Regions from separate parts of the Mus musculus genome. Here region 2 is linked to region 1. Evidence: chromatin loops called from intact Hi-C (ENCODE). Cell type or tissue: left cerebral cortex. All regions are shown on one strand.

Region 1 (8,000 bases):
AAGTCAAGGGTCAGCCAAAAGGCTAGCTATTAAGCAGTCACAGTCTACAGTGTTAGCTTTCTTTCTGCACCTTGCCTGGTCATCTTTTTTCTTCTTCCTCCTTTTTCTTTGTTTTTGTCTTTCTAACAAAACTTTGAAATGTTTACACAGAGAGAAAGGGGGAAAGGGAGAAGGAGAGGGGGAGGGAGAAGGAGGGAAAGAGAGAGCGACAGACAGATGACAGACAGACAGACAGACAGACAGAAAAAGAGATCATGAGGAACACAAAAGCAAGCAACAGGGCATATTTGATCCTCGAGCCACAATTGGCTGACCCCAAGTCAACAGTTCTCAAACATTACTCTTCCAATCAGAAACACAGTAAAAATCCATGGTGTACTGATAATAACCTAATAATCTAAAAACAGAGACATCATCCTGATTTGCCCATACCCATAGTATAAATATTCCCACCAGGCTTATTGTGTTGCTCCCAGCACAGGGCTGAGAACTGAGGCTGTGTGGTAAACTCTTAACAGTCGAGACCAACCTGCCCAAAGTCATTTTGCATCAATCACAGGTAGACAACATACTGCAGAAATTTTGTCATTGCCAAATATGGGAAATTCCAGTATTGGTTTTATGAGTAAATAGTGTGCCAATAACACTCATTCAATAAATATTTGTACTGTGGTAAAGTGTAGGACCGAATGGTGTGTGACAAACTCAAGTAGGTCACAGTGTAGCAGAGAGAACAAGGATAAGCATCCACAACCTATGAACAAGCAGGGAGAAGAGATCTGGAGGAGACTGTGTAGCCCGGAGGAGCCCTGCCTCTCATGGACTGTGGATCAGAAAATTATCCTTAACTTAGCTCCAAGACGGGAGGCTGTGGGGCCAAATAGACCTTACCAGATCATTTCAGAAAGTCCCATCTCAGGTCTTCAAACTCTTGTAGTATGCACCTTGGTTTAGAAAAGTCTTGCTTAGGGAAAAGTCATAAAATTGGAAGTTAACATGTATAAGACTAACAGTTTGTTTTGTTTTGTTTTGTTTTTTCTGAGCATGGAAGAAGTGTTGTTTCCTAATGATCATTTTACCCTTGAATTTTTTTTTTTTCTGTGCTAAGAATTTGTCATGAAAAGGACACAGGGCTGTGGTCGTGTGATAAAAACGATGTTTGCATGCACGGTTGGAGGGTTTTTTTCTTCGTTTTTGAACGTACATTGTACATGAATAATAAGACAAAATAAGACTTCTGAGTTCCCTGGCACTCCAACACTAACTTGTTCTTGCATTTTCTGCATGCTGCCATCTGAGTCTATGACACAAGACAGCTCCAAGGGTTGCTTACTCTTGCAGGATTTTCCCTGTCCAATTACATTAGGGCAGCAGGAAGGTTGTGATTGGACAGGAAAAGGGAGGCGGAGCAAAGAGTTGCAGGGACAGAGAGTGTCAGAGAGAGGGGGAGGGAGAAAGCAAGATCAACCAGCGTGGTTTTAATCAGCCACAGGTAGTTACGATATCATAAGGTTAGAATGATTGGGATAAAGCTTTAATCATTATCAATTGGTTCTGAAATTATTGTATTGGCATCTTGTAAATTGAGAATTTATTGACACATAAATTGGTTACTTTTAAGGTTCAAGGGTGTTGAGTTGGCGGGCTGAGAGAAACTGGCGGCAGAGAGAGGGGCTGGTGGCAGCGATCTGCAAGGGAACTCAGAGAATCTGGCCCTGCTGGAGAGTTGGCAGACAGACAGACCTCCGAGCTGAGATCGCCCAGCTGGAGCCCTCTGGTCCACTAATGCCAGCACTAGCGCAGGAATGGGCTGATTCTCTTTTTTAATATTTACCGAAACAGCTTACTTTTCATTTGTCTTTGTTTTTTGATGCAGAGTCTCACTATGTTGGCTGGTGATGCCGTTTATTGCATATTAGTCAGTTTTTTACTTAATCTCGCAGTGACATGTATGCATTCCTTTCCCCATTGATTTTTATAACAAGTCATGTTTCTAATTCCCTCTCTGTTGCAGTGACATGATGCTCATGCGACAAAAAGCAACACTGGGGTAGGGTGCTTATTTCAGCTTCCAGGTCACAGTCCATCATGGAGGGAAGTCAGACCTCAAGCAGGAACTGGAAGTGGAAAACATGGAGGAGTGTTGCTTCGTGACTGGAAGACTTGGAGACTTGTACTTAGCTATTTTATACAGCCAAGACTCAAATGCCCAGAGAACAGGCCACCCTCAGAGGGCTGGATCCCTGCTACAGCAATTAACCATCAAGACACTCTCCCACAGGCCAAACAGATCTGGGAACTCCATCACTTGAGACTGTCTTGCTGGGTGACTCTAGACCAGTGGTTCTCAACCTTCCTAAGTCTTCAACCCTTTAACACTGTTCCTCAGGCTATGATGACCTTCAACCATAAAATTATTTTTGTTGCTATTTCACAACTGTAATTTTGCTACTGTTGTGAATCGTCATATAAATATCTGTGTTTGCTGATGGTTATAGGTGACCCCTGTGGAAGGGTCATTCAACCCCCATAGGAGTCACAACCTACAGGTTGAAAACTGATGCTGTAGGCTGTGTCAAGTTGACAGTTAATGCTACCTAGGGAAAAGCAATTTTCCATAGTTTCAATGCACTCATGGTTTCAATACTTTTCTGTCTAATGATTCAGTCCTGTCAGCTTCCTTTGTCTGACAAGCCGCCCCAGAACAAAACAGCTTAAAACAAGAGCTGTTTCCTGAGTTCATGATTCTGCGTGTTGTCAGGCTCTGGTGTGCCATGGCCTGACCCCTGTCGGCTGGGCTCTGTGTAGCAGGACACATGACAGCCCCGTGCTCTTGCGCTGTGCCTGCTGACTGGCCAGCTGCAGACCAGAGCAAGAGGGACAGTTGGCTCCTGTGTTTCTGGTCATCCAGCAGACTGATCCAGGCTTCTGACATGATAATTGTTGGTTTCCAAGTTCAGCAAGTGACGATAAGAACATATAATGTCTGTCTTTTTTCCACACCCTGCTTGTATCTTGTCCTGATGGTCAAAGCACATCAGCTGGCCAGGCAGAAGGCACGGGCACCGAGAAATAAACGCTAGGCACGAGGAAGTGCAGACAAGTTGGGGAGCGACTTCTGTACCAATTCACCAGATGTCGTTCATGACTTGAATGATGTTTGCCAATTGCTAACAAATAACTTCGGAGGTTACGTTCTTCCAGGATGAAGACATAAACCAGTTACCCTGTAAAAGGAAATATTGGGAGAAGTATTTTTAAAAGCCGTGGAGGGAAGAGGACCCCTAGCAGAGGGGACAGAATGTATAAAGATGTGGAAGCCAGGCAGCCAAGGCTCCTCCCCGCCGTGACACAAAAAGAAAGCAGGCCTTCCTTGACTGGAAACATCTGTTCCATGCAGGTGACGTTCACTCAAGCACCTCATGCTATGATCTGATTTCACTTTCAGCAGCTCTCATGTCTGCCCTGCTCAAAAGATTGGCGACAAACCCCAGAGACAGTGTGTTTGACTTAGGACTGAGTCTAACAAGCATCACAATCTGCAAGGACAAGAGGACTCGGAGGCCTCTAGCAAACAAGGATTCCTTAGAGGTGAAAAGGGAGGTTCTACAAGGAAGGAAAGAGGTTGAAAGGCGTTGTGTTGAAGAAGAGGGGCAAGAAATGAGTAATTATCCGGGAATAGGGAGGGCACACAGCTGGGGAAAACAAAACACAGACCAGGGGACCTAGGCAGAGTGTCACAGTTGGGACCTTGTTCTAGAAACCAACACTGTACAGACCACCTTCACTCAGACCATATACCTGTCGTGCTTCACTGGATCATGTGACCACTCAAGCACTTCCACTCAAGTGGCCACGATGATGTCAGTCACTCCACTAGCTAACAGTGGAGTTTGTCCAGGGGTGTTTCTTGCATTTTTAAGACCTTATCAACAAAGCCCACCCTTCACTTTCGATCAGCCTAAATATTGGGCAGCTGGGGATCCAGGGTGTCGGGGGATGGTAAAATGTGTGGAGTCCCTGTCACCTTATTCCTGTTCTCTAGGACTGAGAGTAGCACTAACAAGACAGGAGTCACTGAAAAGCCCTGGCTTTTTCTGCCTGTGAGAACGAGGGCCAGCTCAACGCATTATTGACTCACTTGGACCATACTGCTCTGAAATGTTTGCATGTACTGGCACTGGTTGAGTCATACGGTATAAATGTTCACATGTCAGATGTGCTTTTCTTAAGCCCCATAGAAAGAAAGAAAACTCAGTGTAAGCCTTACAAGAAAATCTAAGCTGCAATGTCGTGGTTTGGTTTCCTTCGGTTAGAAGTCTCTGCTTCCTTAATTGACGGCCAGTTTTTACAATTACCCTCCCTGACATCTACATCTCCCTAAAGTGACTTGCAAAGAGTGGGCCCACCGAGGGGTGGAGAAAGGCAGGAAATGTGACACCACCTCCCCACCCCACCCCCACCCCAGAAAACCCAAAGGAGGTCGGCGGAGCCTGGGATGACAGAAAGAAGAGCTCCGGAGCTAATTAAGTCTGCAGAGGAGCCAAAGAGGCCTCCTTCCTGGTTCACTGCCAGACACAAAGCTTTTTGATGCTGCTCGTAAATCTGAGCGCGCCAGGCCAAAGAGGATTTTGATTACAATAACTAAAAATATTCAAAGAAAGAACGAAAAGAAGGGGCTCAGAAAAGATGGACTCTGCCAACCGACTGTGCACGGATAGAAGGGTGCACGGCCTCAAATCTTGATAGTTAGATGATTCTTTCCATAAATAATTGCATTTAACCATAAGCAGATCGAAAATCATCAGCCCCGCAGCGGCACCGCACCCCCCCCTTCCCCGCCACCTAGTGACTGTGCCGTGAAGCTTGCGCCATCTCGTGTCCAATCCTGGATTCACAAGCATTGGTTTAGCTTTAGCAAATTTTGAACCGTGCCCTTGGCTTTGTTTTCAACACAACGTTCCTGTAAGAATGTGCCCATTTTGGGGTCGCTACGAGAGACTGGCACATATAATTCTAACAATTTCTTTCTGGCATTCGTATAGCCTTTGGAGATTTACAAAGCCCTTTTGCACATAGATTTTACAACCATGGGCCAGCAGCAGGTGGGAAGTCATAATTACTTTCACTTTACCAAGGAATAGAATCAGGATTGAAAAGACCCAGAAACCTGCTCAAGGTCAAAGGTATCAGGACGACAGAACTAAGTACTAAACCCCCTAGAGTCCAAGGTTAGGGAGATTTTCTTTAATTCCCGGTAAAATGTCTTGATCCTCACAAATACTGTGAAGCACAGTCCTGGCCGAAGTTCATCGCCTGCAGGACCTCTGAAGCATACCGATGTCGGGTTCCGTGTCCAGAGTCACACTTAGCCACTGTAGGGAGATGCTTGCACACCAGCATTGTAGGAGGTCTCCTGGGAGGCTAAAGTGTACTTGAGGTTGAAATCCGTGTTATCAGTGAAATAAAATAGAAGCATAGAAAAGTTATGCTTACATTTCAGAGAACTTTATGCCCATTAAAACCTGGGGGGAGTCCCATAAACAACCATCAAAACCAGACACTATTGTGGATGCCAACAAGAGCTTGCTGACAGGAGCCTGATATAGCTGTCTCCTGAGAGGCTCTGACAGTGCCTGACAAACACAAAAATGGATGCTCACGGCCATCTGTTGAACAGAGCACAGGGTCCCCAATGAAGGAGCTAGAGAAAGTACCCAAGGAGCTGAAGGGGTTTACAGCCCCATAAGAGGAACAACAATATGAACTAAACAGTATTCCCAGAGCTCCCTGGGACTAAACCACCAACCAATATGGTGGGACTCATGGCTCCAGCTGCATATGTAGCAGAGGATGGCCTAGACAGTCATCAATGGGAGGAGAGGCCCTTGGTCCTGTGAAGGTTATATGCCCCAGTATAGGGGAATGCTAGGGCTGGGAAGCAGGAGTGGGTGGATTATTGAGCAGGGGGGGCGGGGGGGGGAATAGGGGTTTTTTTTGGAGGGGAAACTAGGAAGGGGGATAACATTTGAAATGTAAATAAAGAAAATATCTAATAAAAATAAATAAAATTTTAAAAACCCTGGGGGCACACCAGGGACCATCCATAATGTCACAGGGGACGAACCTGAAAGTATCATTGTGATTCCCTTTTCCTCAACACACAGGAGAGAGAGAGAGAGAGAGAGAGAGAGAGAGAGACTCAATACATAATGGATGCACACTGCTTTTCTGAGCTGGACATCCCCCCTTTTCTAACTAACCTGTACCCACACCTAAGCAGGAGATCACCAGGTCCCAGGGTTATTGGGTCTCCTGGACATCTCATGGCCTTTTCAGCTATCAGGACTCAAAAGAATGTTGAGGACCATGAAGCTCTGAAAGTCCTAAGTCAGCCAGCCAGAAAATGGGAGCAACGGCATTTCAAGTTCCTTTTGTACAAGTTGTGGCACATATTTTTTTGAGCAATGCATTTTGTTGATTGTGTTAAAGTCAAGGCTACAGTCATATACCTGATGCTCTCCCCAGACCTGGGTGGCAGAGCCCTGGTCCACTAGAACCGAAGATGGCCACACTTGTTCTGATGGCAGTGATGCTGGAGTAAATGAAGGCAGCTGCGTGTCCAAGTTCACCTAGCAGGGTTTCAGGTCCCCTGGGCATGAATTCAGAGCAGTCATTTATTCCACTAATATTTATCAAATACTCTGTGCCAGGTACTGGGTACACAGCAGTGGACCACACAGGCAAAGTTCAGAGAGATGTCATTCCAGTCAGTGAAGAGACAGAGGAACAAGATGGCTACTCATTTGCATATGAACACACACACACACACACACACACACACACACACACACACACGATTGGTACTCAAGAAAAGACAAGTTAATAAAAAGATGGCAGGAAGTGTTAGGATCTGAGAGTGGCAGAGCCCATACTGACTAAAGTCAATGAGGGGGCAGCATGGAAATATCTGGATGCAGGACAGAAACAGCAGGTGCAAAGACCCTGTGGTAGCCATGAGCCCAAGGCATTCAAGAAAGAGCAACCAGATGAGATCCGTGGAGGAAGAAACATAGGAGAACCTTTTGAGGCCTTGACTTTTACTCTGAGCATCATGAGCCACTTGGAGGAAGCATGTGGAGACGGGGGAAATGAGTGGGAAGGCTGGGCACACCCAGGAATGCCATGGTGCAAGGTTTCCCACTTACAGCCACTGTATAACTGAACTATGATAGCTTATAATAATAGAAATCATTTGACACAGACTTGCCACTTGGGCAGGGTGCATTCAGCTGGGGTACCTCATCTCTGTTGCACACAGTCTGGAGAGCGTGGGCTGGAGTCATCTGGACCCTCACTCTCTCACGCTGCTGGGGCATGATGCAAGCTGCTGGCTCGGGCCCACGTCAGTGCATCTGCAGGTCACTAATGTGCACCGTGAGCTTCCTTACATGGTAGCAGTGCTCAAAGTCAGCGGGCATCTCTCCTGGCAGGTCATTCATGGTCTCAGGGAGCAAACACGTAAACCCCACCTGGAAACCAAGGAAGTGGCAAGGCTCCCGGCCTTAGGAACGTTTGGGAAGCCCAGTGCATACAGGTGGAGAAAATCTGCACACACACACTTCACACAGGCACATGTTAGAGAGATCAATAACCTAAGATGTCACTTTTCCAACAGGCCAGATTATAGAGGGCCAGGATCCCACTAAAGGCTTCCGTGCTGAGGACCACTTCTGTGCTGTGGAGAGTGGATGTTGATTCTCTAGCCATCCCTGACACATCATCTGGTTCTATCTCAGAAGAATGGACACTTGGCAGAAACATATTGAAGACACATCTTGATACTTCCAAACTCTTCCAATATCATGGGCTCACGAGTCAGTCCAGTCAAGTGTGTGTGTTTGGAAACACTGACTGATAACTCTGTGCCTCCATTATCTTCGTCTGTGAATGCGGGCCCTATAGAACTGCTCGCATGCACAGTGCCTTGCACGAAGCCC
Region 2 (8,000 bases), 78 kb before region 1:
CCTTTGGGCAGCAAGACTCTTCGAGAAGTTCTACCCACAGCCGTGATGAGATCCTCAGCACAGCAAATGACCTCATTAGTTAAGTAGGTTAGTACTCCCACCACACTATGCTGGATTGTTCTTCTGATTTTCAAGAGGGAGATTTTGAACCAGACTAAATGCCAAAAATCAATCTGTGTGCAGGAGCAGGGATACGTCCACAGGCTGGGTGTGGTTTTGCTCATCTGTAATCCCAGCACTTGGGAGGTGGATACGGGATAGGAGCAAGTAGAAGGTTAGCCTGGGCTACATAGACTGTCTCAAAAACAAATAACCAATAAAGATAAGCGCTTACTCCTTCTGCTGAGTTTTACTTCATCTGCTGAGTGTAGTTCCTAAGCGCCCCACCCGACTGGCCTTGTCTTCCAAGCTGACCAGAAGCTGAGGTAGGTAGTAAAAGACTCCCTGCATCGCTAGATTCTTTCTTTTTCCACTTGAAAACATGCTGTAGTTGTTTTGATCTCTGAACCCATTTTGCTGAACACCTTCCACTGTGTTCTAGGCACACGTGTAAAGCAGTAAGCATGACATCCTAAAATCATGGATGGATGTGGCTTGAGTTGCGTAGGTTGACTCTCATGCATGACGTCACATTCTTTGGGTTGTATAAAAATGGCACTCTTTTCTGTTGTGTGCTACTCAGCATTTATCCCTGTCCCTCTGAAGAGCAGTGACCCTTTCTCATCCAAATGGTTCCCCCAGAGCCTGTCCTGGCACACTGCAGCTGCATCCGTGAGATTCTATGCAATAGACATCCTGCTGAAAGCACTCTGTTGTGGCCAATTTATTTATGTATTTATTTATTTATTTATTTTTGTCATCTTGACACAAGCTAGAGTTATGTGAAAGGAGGAAATCTCAACTGAATGAAAATGTCTCTGTAAGATCCGGCTGTAGAGCACTTTCCTGATTAGTGGCTGATGGAGAAGGGTGGACGGAGCTTTCTGTGGGTGAGGCTCCTCGTGGGTTGGTGGTCCTGGATCCCATAAGCAGGCTGAGCAAGCCATGATGAGCAAGTTAGTAAGCAACTCTCCTCCACGGCCTCTGCGTCAGTTTCTGCCTGTGGGTTCCTTGCCCTGTTTGAGCTCCTGTCCTGGCTTCCTTCAGTGAAGGATTACAACGTTGAAGTGTAAGCCAAATAAACCCTTTCCCCCAGTTTGCTTTCGGTCATGGCGTTTCACAGCAGCATTAGAAACCATGACTAAGACAAACAATGGCTTAAATAAGATGACCACTTATCTTTTCCCATCATTTAGTCTAGAAGGCCCAACAGGGACAGCTGTAAAATACCACCAGTGTCCCCGACTCCATTCATTTTTTTTTGGTTGACTTTCATTAGTGGTTAATTCCATTCTTAAGAATCCTTCGCTGTGCTGGGCAGTGGTGACACACGCCTTTAATCCCAGCACTTGGGAGGCAGAGGCAGGCGGATTTCTGAGTCTGAGACCAGCCTGGTCTACAGAGTGAGTTCCAGGACAGCCAGGGCTATACAGAGGGGGAAAAAAAAAACTGTCTCAAAAAACAAAAAACAAAACAAAAAAAAAAAGAATCCTTCATTGTCCCCTGGTGTCCGCTGCAATGATAGTCATACTCACAGCCAAAGCGGTGAGAAGGAGGGGGGTGGGAAGAGTGGATACTATGATTTTATCCCTCCCCAGACTCATGCTGAAACTGAATTGACACCGCAATTGTCGGGGGGGGGGGGGCCGGGGGAAGGGGGGTGGCTTTAGGAGATGACGAGCTCACAAGAGCTCCTGCCTCTCAAGTGAGTTAGTGCATCATCCCAGGAAGAGGCTCCAAATACAAAGCTAGAGTTTGATTGGTTTTCTCTGTCTTTCTGTCAAACTCTCACTTGGCCTGGCCACATTAGGACCCAGTGCTGAAGCCCTCATCAATCTCAGCACCACACCTTAGACAAGACAGCCTCTAGAACTTCTTAGCCAATAAACCCCGTCTCGGTAAACTCTGTGACACTCAGTTATAATGGCAGAAAATTGTACTCACACAGCAAACGTTCTAAGGTTTCCAGGAGCATTGAAAGACCCTCCTACAGCTCTCCTTTCCTTAAAATCACGTTGATTTTTAAATTCATCCCTAAGTTCTTATACAAGCCTCCTTCTGAAAGGTGGATTCATTCTCTCTCTCTCTCTCTCTCTCTCTCTCTCTCTCTCTCTCTCTCTCTAACATGTTACTAATGACTAAGATGAACAGAAAAAGTAGTGCATGGCTCCTCTCTAGATCTGCTTCTACTGGGGAAGCAAGTTGACTGTGGATGAACACTAGCCTGCCAACTGCTGCCAAGAACTCTCCAGCTCACTGGAATGTATCTGGGAGCCTCAGTTAAGCTTTTAAAGGGCACAGAGCCTTGGCTGTCATTTTGGCCATAACTTCCTGAGCTGACAATCACCAACTAAGTTACTCCACCTTTTAGCTCACAAAATCTATGTGGGACGATACATGTTTACTGTGCCAGTACACTACGTTTGAAGATATTTTGTTACACAGCAATAAAAAGGGAACACAAAAGAGGTACTGGCTTTGGTTAACACTGGTAGAAAATATAGTTTGCATCAAGACCTAGCTGCTGCTTCTCTGAATGCATAGCCAGACAACATTTCCCATCCCCCTTGCAGTTGGATGTGGCCACGTGACTAGAAGCTCTCCAATACAGGATGCAAAAGAGACAGACACTACTTCCAGCCTCGGCCAAAAGGATGCACACATGCCTCTCTAAACATTTTCCCCTCCCAACGGGACTTTTCTCTCTTTGCAGCCCAAAGCAAATAGCCGTGACAAGACCCTCAGAGAGGCCACACCCAAGCAGGAAGATCCTGAGTGTGTGCGTAGTGAAGTTAAATAGGGCAGCCTATTTAATAGCCTGTGACTGAACATTTGACAGTGGTTATTAGAGAAAAGTGAAATAAATGGGTTTAGTCATGAGATGTTGTGGGTTTTATTTTTTTACTTCAGTCTAGACTGTTTGTCCAAATAAAGAATTTTTTTTCCTAAACAAAATAGCAATGTTGGAAAGGGAGGGTTAGTGAGTGGACCCCAGTCTTTGACACAAAAGTATGCAGTGGACTGAGTGTTTGATGCATCTATTAGCAAGTATGAACGCGGAGGCTTGTGTCTGGGGTGGCTTATAAGACTCCCCGAAGGCAGAGCCTAATGGTCTCCAAGATCGTTGGCTATTCCACCATCAACTCAGACTTCGGTAAGGGCCGCACTACATTTTTCTAGAAGACAGAATAACACGAATACATGAGAAATCATACAGCAAGACTACAGAAAGTAATTTTACCCGGAATTTACCACTAGATGGCAGTCACACCCAAGGAGCGGGCTACTGCCGCCCTCTGGCGCCGCCAGGCCCGGCCTTTATCGACTGGGAGCACCAGGCAACCCAGCCCTTTCCCTAGCAGCTAAAAGGACAGATCCTAGCAGATAAGATCGGCCTGGGAGCCGCATCACTCCTCAAAAAAAAGATGGTCCCTGTCGCGCCCTTACACCTCTACCTCTGGTTTATTCTTCCTGTCCCCAGAGGACTTCTCCCCACAATAACATTTCCTTCACCGCCTTTGCGCTCTATTTTTCCCCAGGCGGGACCCAGCTGCTTGCTGTCTCACACCATCTGCTCCACTAACAGCTCTGAGGAGAAGGGGCCTTATCCCCTGGAGTGTTTCTCTAGGAACTTAAGACATTTTGAGAATTGTCAGGTGCCTGCGTGGAGTGCCAGGTAGGAGCAAAGGAAGAAGGATAGACAAGGGGGTGGGCGGAATGCTTAAAGAAAGTAGAAGCTGGGAGCACACGGAAGGACGGAAGGACGGAAGGACGGACATATTCTCCAAGAATGTATGAAGGTTCTAGGCTTTTTGTTTATTTTTGTTTTGGTTTGGTTTTGTTTTCCCGAGACAGGGTTTCTCTGTGTAGCCCTGGCTGTCCAGGAACTCACTCTGTAGACCAAGCTGGCCTCAAACTCAGAAATCCGCCTACCTCTGCCTTCCAAGTGCTGGGATTAAAGGTGTGCCCTACCATTGTCCGCCATCTCGGCATTTTTTATGGTGATGCGCTACCATTGTGGGTTTTACACTACAGTGTACAAATGATGTAGAAAAGTGAAAGACATCGGTGCTTTTTTTCTTGTGCTTTTTCTCCTTACTCCCACCCACACTTCCCCACCCTTGCTAGCCTCAACCCCAGGCTCTCACGCAGGCTTGGTCCCTAGACTGCATTGGCAGTGAACAGCAAGGCCTGTGCTTGGTTAGGGCAGGGCCTGCTCTGAAGAAGAGCTCAGATCTGAATGTCTAGCAAGTTCCTGTGTCTTAAGTCTGTCTTCTTGAGAGGCAGGGAGGGGGAGGGAGAGATGATCCCTGAATTCAAGTCTTGGTCTTAGTGACTGGTCACAGAGAAGCTGCAGCCTGACTATATCACAGGTTACTGTGAGGACCAGGGGACACAGAGACACTGCCAGGTACCTCACCAGCAATTGGAATTGTGTGCCTCTTCCAGACCAAGGCAGTATAGGAGAATCTGAGGTCTTTGTGGAGTTTCAGACACAGCCTTGCAGAGTGGAGAAAACTGGTAAGTGACTCAAGAGGCCATATTCAAGATCAGAATGTGGGGGAAGATGATGAACACACACAGTAATATAAGTTAGGGCAATTTATCCATCCTGGTATATTTAGGTACTTCAAAACATTGTATTTTACAAGATAGGTACACACACTTTTACTTGTTAAATTCACCAAATAAATTATTTAAATTTTAAAAAAGAAAAAGCTATGATGTGAGAAGTCTCCTAAGTCAAAAGATCTGGTATTCTCCATAAATAAGATGCAGGGGCGGAGGAAGGAGACTCCCGCCAGTGAGAGGCTCCTCAGGACACCAGGCACCAAGAGCCATAGCTGCACTGCTGTTTGGATATTTTTCAGAAGAAATTGACTGTAAGAAGATGAGGGTCGTACAAACCTGAGCGCTGAGCTCATGGAATGGAATATTTCAGTCCTGTGTGTGATTCTGATGGACTTGTGTTTATAGGTTCTTACAGCAGAAAACGAAAGGAGGCGTGCTTTGACCCATGTAATGTAAACATCCCTAGGACTTGCAATGATGCTCTGAAGAGATGAGTGAAATGTGCCTCAGTTAAAAAGTGTAGTTATTACCCGTGGTCCTAAGGAACCCATCATGGAGACACCCCCAAAACAGCAGGCCTTGGGTACTGCGGGGGTGGGGGGGAAATGCTGTGGTATAAGGCCTTTACCAGTGACTTGTAGTGAGGCCTGCAAAAGGTTCTGGACCATCAAGACAAGATATATGAGCAGCTGTCTGTATTCCTTCAGAAACGTCATTGAGTGACTCCAGGAAACAAATCACTCAGTTATATATGCAGGTGGATTAGGGCTGTAACTTCGTTGACAGACACAGTGATCCCAGATACTTCATGCATCTATGTGGCCCTGGGATATATGTGTGTGTGTGTGTGTGTGTGTGTGTGTGTGTGTGTGTGTGTGTGTTTTCTGGAGTGACACTGGCTGAAGCTCTCAAGTTCATTGACAGCGAGAGTTCTCTCCTCACAGAGCTCAGCGACAACCTCACTAAGGACTCCGTGAATATCAAGGCTCAGATCTGCACGATGATTGAGTGACTTAGAGAACTACGCGGCCTGAAAATTTTCTCAGAGCCATCTCCCCACTGACAGCTTCTTCTCATCCTCCAATATTAAAGAGCCTAAAAACACTGGAAAATAAATAAATGAATAAATAAACAATCAATAGATAAATAAGTGTAAGGGGGATACAATTTTTTAAAAAGTGTGAGCACAAAGTACCCAAGGAGCTAAAGGGATCTGCAACCCTATAGGTGGAACAACATTATGAACTAACCAGTACCCCAGAGCTCTTGACTCTAGCTGCATATGTATCAAAAGATGGCCTAGTCGGCCATCAATGGAAAGAGAGGCCCATTGGACTTGCAAACTTTATATGCCCCAGTACAGGGGAACACCAGGGCCAAAAAGTGGGAGTGGGTGGGGAGGGGAGTTGGGGGGGGAGGGTATGGGGGACTTTTGGGATAGCATTGGAAATGTAAATGAGGAAAATACCTAATAAAAAATATTTTTTAAAAAAAAGTGTGATCACTGATCGTTGTTCCAGAAATAACCGCAGCAGGGGCATACGGTGGTTAATTAGGCAACTTTTCCCATTTTTCTAATTTGAAAATATTTCATAATAATTTTCTATTGAGGAAAGGCCCTCCAAGGAGCTGGAGAGACTGTGAGAAAGAGTAGGGAAGATGCAGATATCAAGTGTAATAGGTCAAAAAAGTGACCAACTATGAAGGCCCAGAGGAGGTGAGGCCAATCTCAGTCAGCAAAATGAAGACAAACAGAAAGAACATTCCAGAAGGAGCAAGTCCAGTTACACCAGCTGAGAGACGCTAACTGTGTAGTTGTGAGTTCAGTTAGGCTGCTTTGGCTCCTGGCGGGTTGCTCGTGTGTACCTACCCAGGAGCAATCTGGATTCTCGAATAAAAGATACACACACACACACACACACACACATACACACACACACACACAGCAGTTAATTTGAAAATGCCTTGGCTAACTCAAAGGTTGGGCAGTTCTACTCCTTCCCATGGCTACCACACATTTCCCCCCTGTAATCCTGGCTTAATGCCCTCTAATTCTATATTCTATCTTTGTTGCCCTGGCTCCTTCTGGGTGGCCCCCTAGTCTTTGCTGCCCAAGACCCTTCCGGGCAGCCCTTCCGGAGTCCACATTCCTTCTCAGCTACATTTCAGATGACTTTCCTTCTGCAGCTCTAAATCTGACCTGTCTGCCTCTCTCCAAATCACAGCAATTCCCTGTCCCTTTCTCCCAGTTCCTCTCCCTCGCAAATCTAAAAGGCCCGCCTCAGTCTGTTTGTCCAGCCATTGGCCATTGGCTCTTTACTAATCAGTCAAAAACCAGCTGGGTACAAGGACCTTCAGCATTTGGATACTCAGAGTCCCAATTTTGGGGGCCGAGTTAATTCAAAGCATTGAAACCAATCCCCAACATAACTGATATTGCATTGTTTACTAGTTTTTACTAAAGAAACCAGTTCGTTCTACTTAGGGCATACATATTTCTAGCTCTGAAAATCTCACATCAGGAAACTCACCTATTTCCAGACGAACACGGAAGGTTAGTCACCTTAGCATCTCATGGTTGTGTGGAAAACTGCATTTACCAATAACAAGGCAGCAGAACTTTAAACTAGAGAAATGATGAGGTTTAATAATGAGTCTGAAACAGAGGCCATTGCCAGGACCTGTTTACTACCCCCATCAATGCTAAACCTGAACAGCAACCCCATCAACTCAACCCCCCCCCCAAAGCCTACAGCCTAGAGCCAACTGTCTTCCTCCCTCCTCTGCTCTGCTAGAGGGAGCCTGCAGATGCCATTCTGTCCCAGTCTGACCCCTAATTTCAAGTACTTTATGTATATTTTCTGCATGCATATATTATAAATACACATTCCACATGAATATTCTTCAGGTAATTGCAATACGCATCTTCTCATTTATTTCTTATTAAAACTTCATGATGGGAGCCAGCAAGTTGGCTTAGTAAGTAAAGGCACCTACCACCAAGCCAGCAACCGAGGTTGTTGACCTGAGTGGTGAGGGGAAAAAAAAAAGAAAACTACTCCCAATTCTGGCAAGTTGTCCTTTGACAACCTACCCCACTCCCACCATACACACACACACACACACACACACACACACACGTGCCTGCTATACACAAAACAAATAAATGTAATTTAAATTAGGGATGGTAACATCTAATAAATAAATGAGTCCATTAATAAAGGAAGGCTTAGAGAACTAATTTGTGTAAGGCCAAAGAGAGAATAGCAATATATCTCTTTATACGCCACATGGGGTTTTGTAGTAAATAGTGAATTATTATATAAATA

What was found. Hi-C counts contacts between places; a loop is a spot of excess contacts. Peaks named below come from ENCODE experiments on the same cell type or tissue, not always from the same donor. Only the 100,000 strongest peaks of a DNase experiment are listed, where the experiment ranks them.
Region 2: it touches region 1 in a loop (8-fold over the local background); 33 of 42 quality-filtered maps call a loop at or near these places.

What each region holds. Positions count from the first base shown.
Region 1 is chr11:66,980,174-66,988,173 of GRCm38, forward strand. No RefSeq gene overlaps it. Among named protein-coding and RNA genes, the nearest start is that of Gm12299, 18 kb to the right of the region's middle. In left cerebral cortex, CTCF peaks have their summits at 2,792 and 4,879 (motif pointing left); DNase peaks (open chromatin) are centred at 2,883, 4,134, 4,596 and 4,877; H3K4me3 peaks cover 1,111 bases; H3K27ac peaks cover 666 bases.
Region 2 is chr11:66,902,630-66,910,629 of GRCm38, forward strand. Gm12298 (predicted gene 12298) reads right to left here. Exons shown (of 4, transcript NR_033539.1): 4 at 3,003-3,275. It also overlaps the pseudogene Gm29712. Among named protein-coding and RNA genes, the nearest start is that of Pirt, 5.4 kb to the right of the region's middle. In left cerebral cortex, a CTCF peak has its summit at 3,367 (motif pointing right); DNase peaks (open chromatin) are centred at 3,404 and 3,623.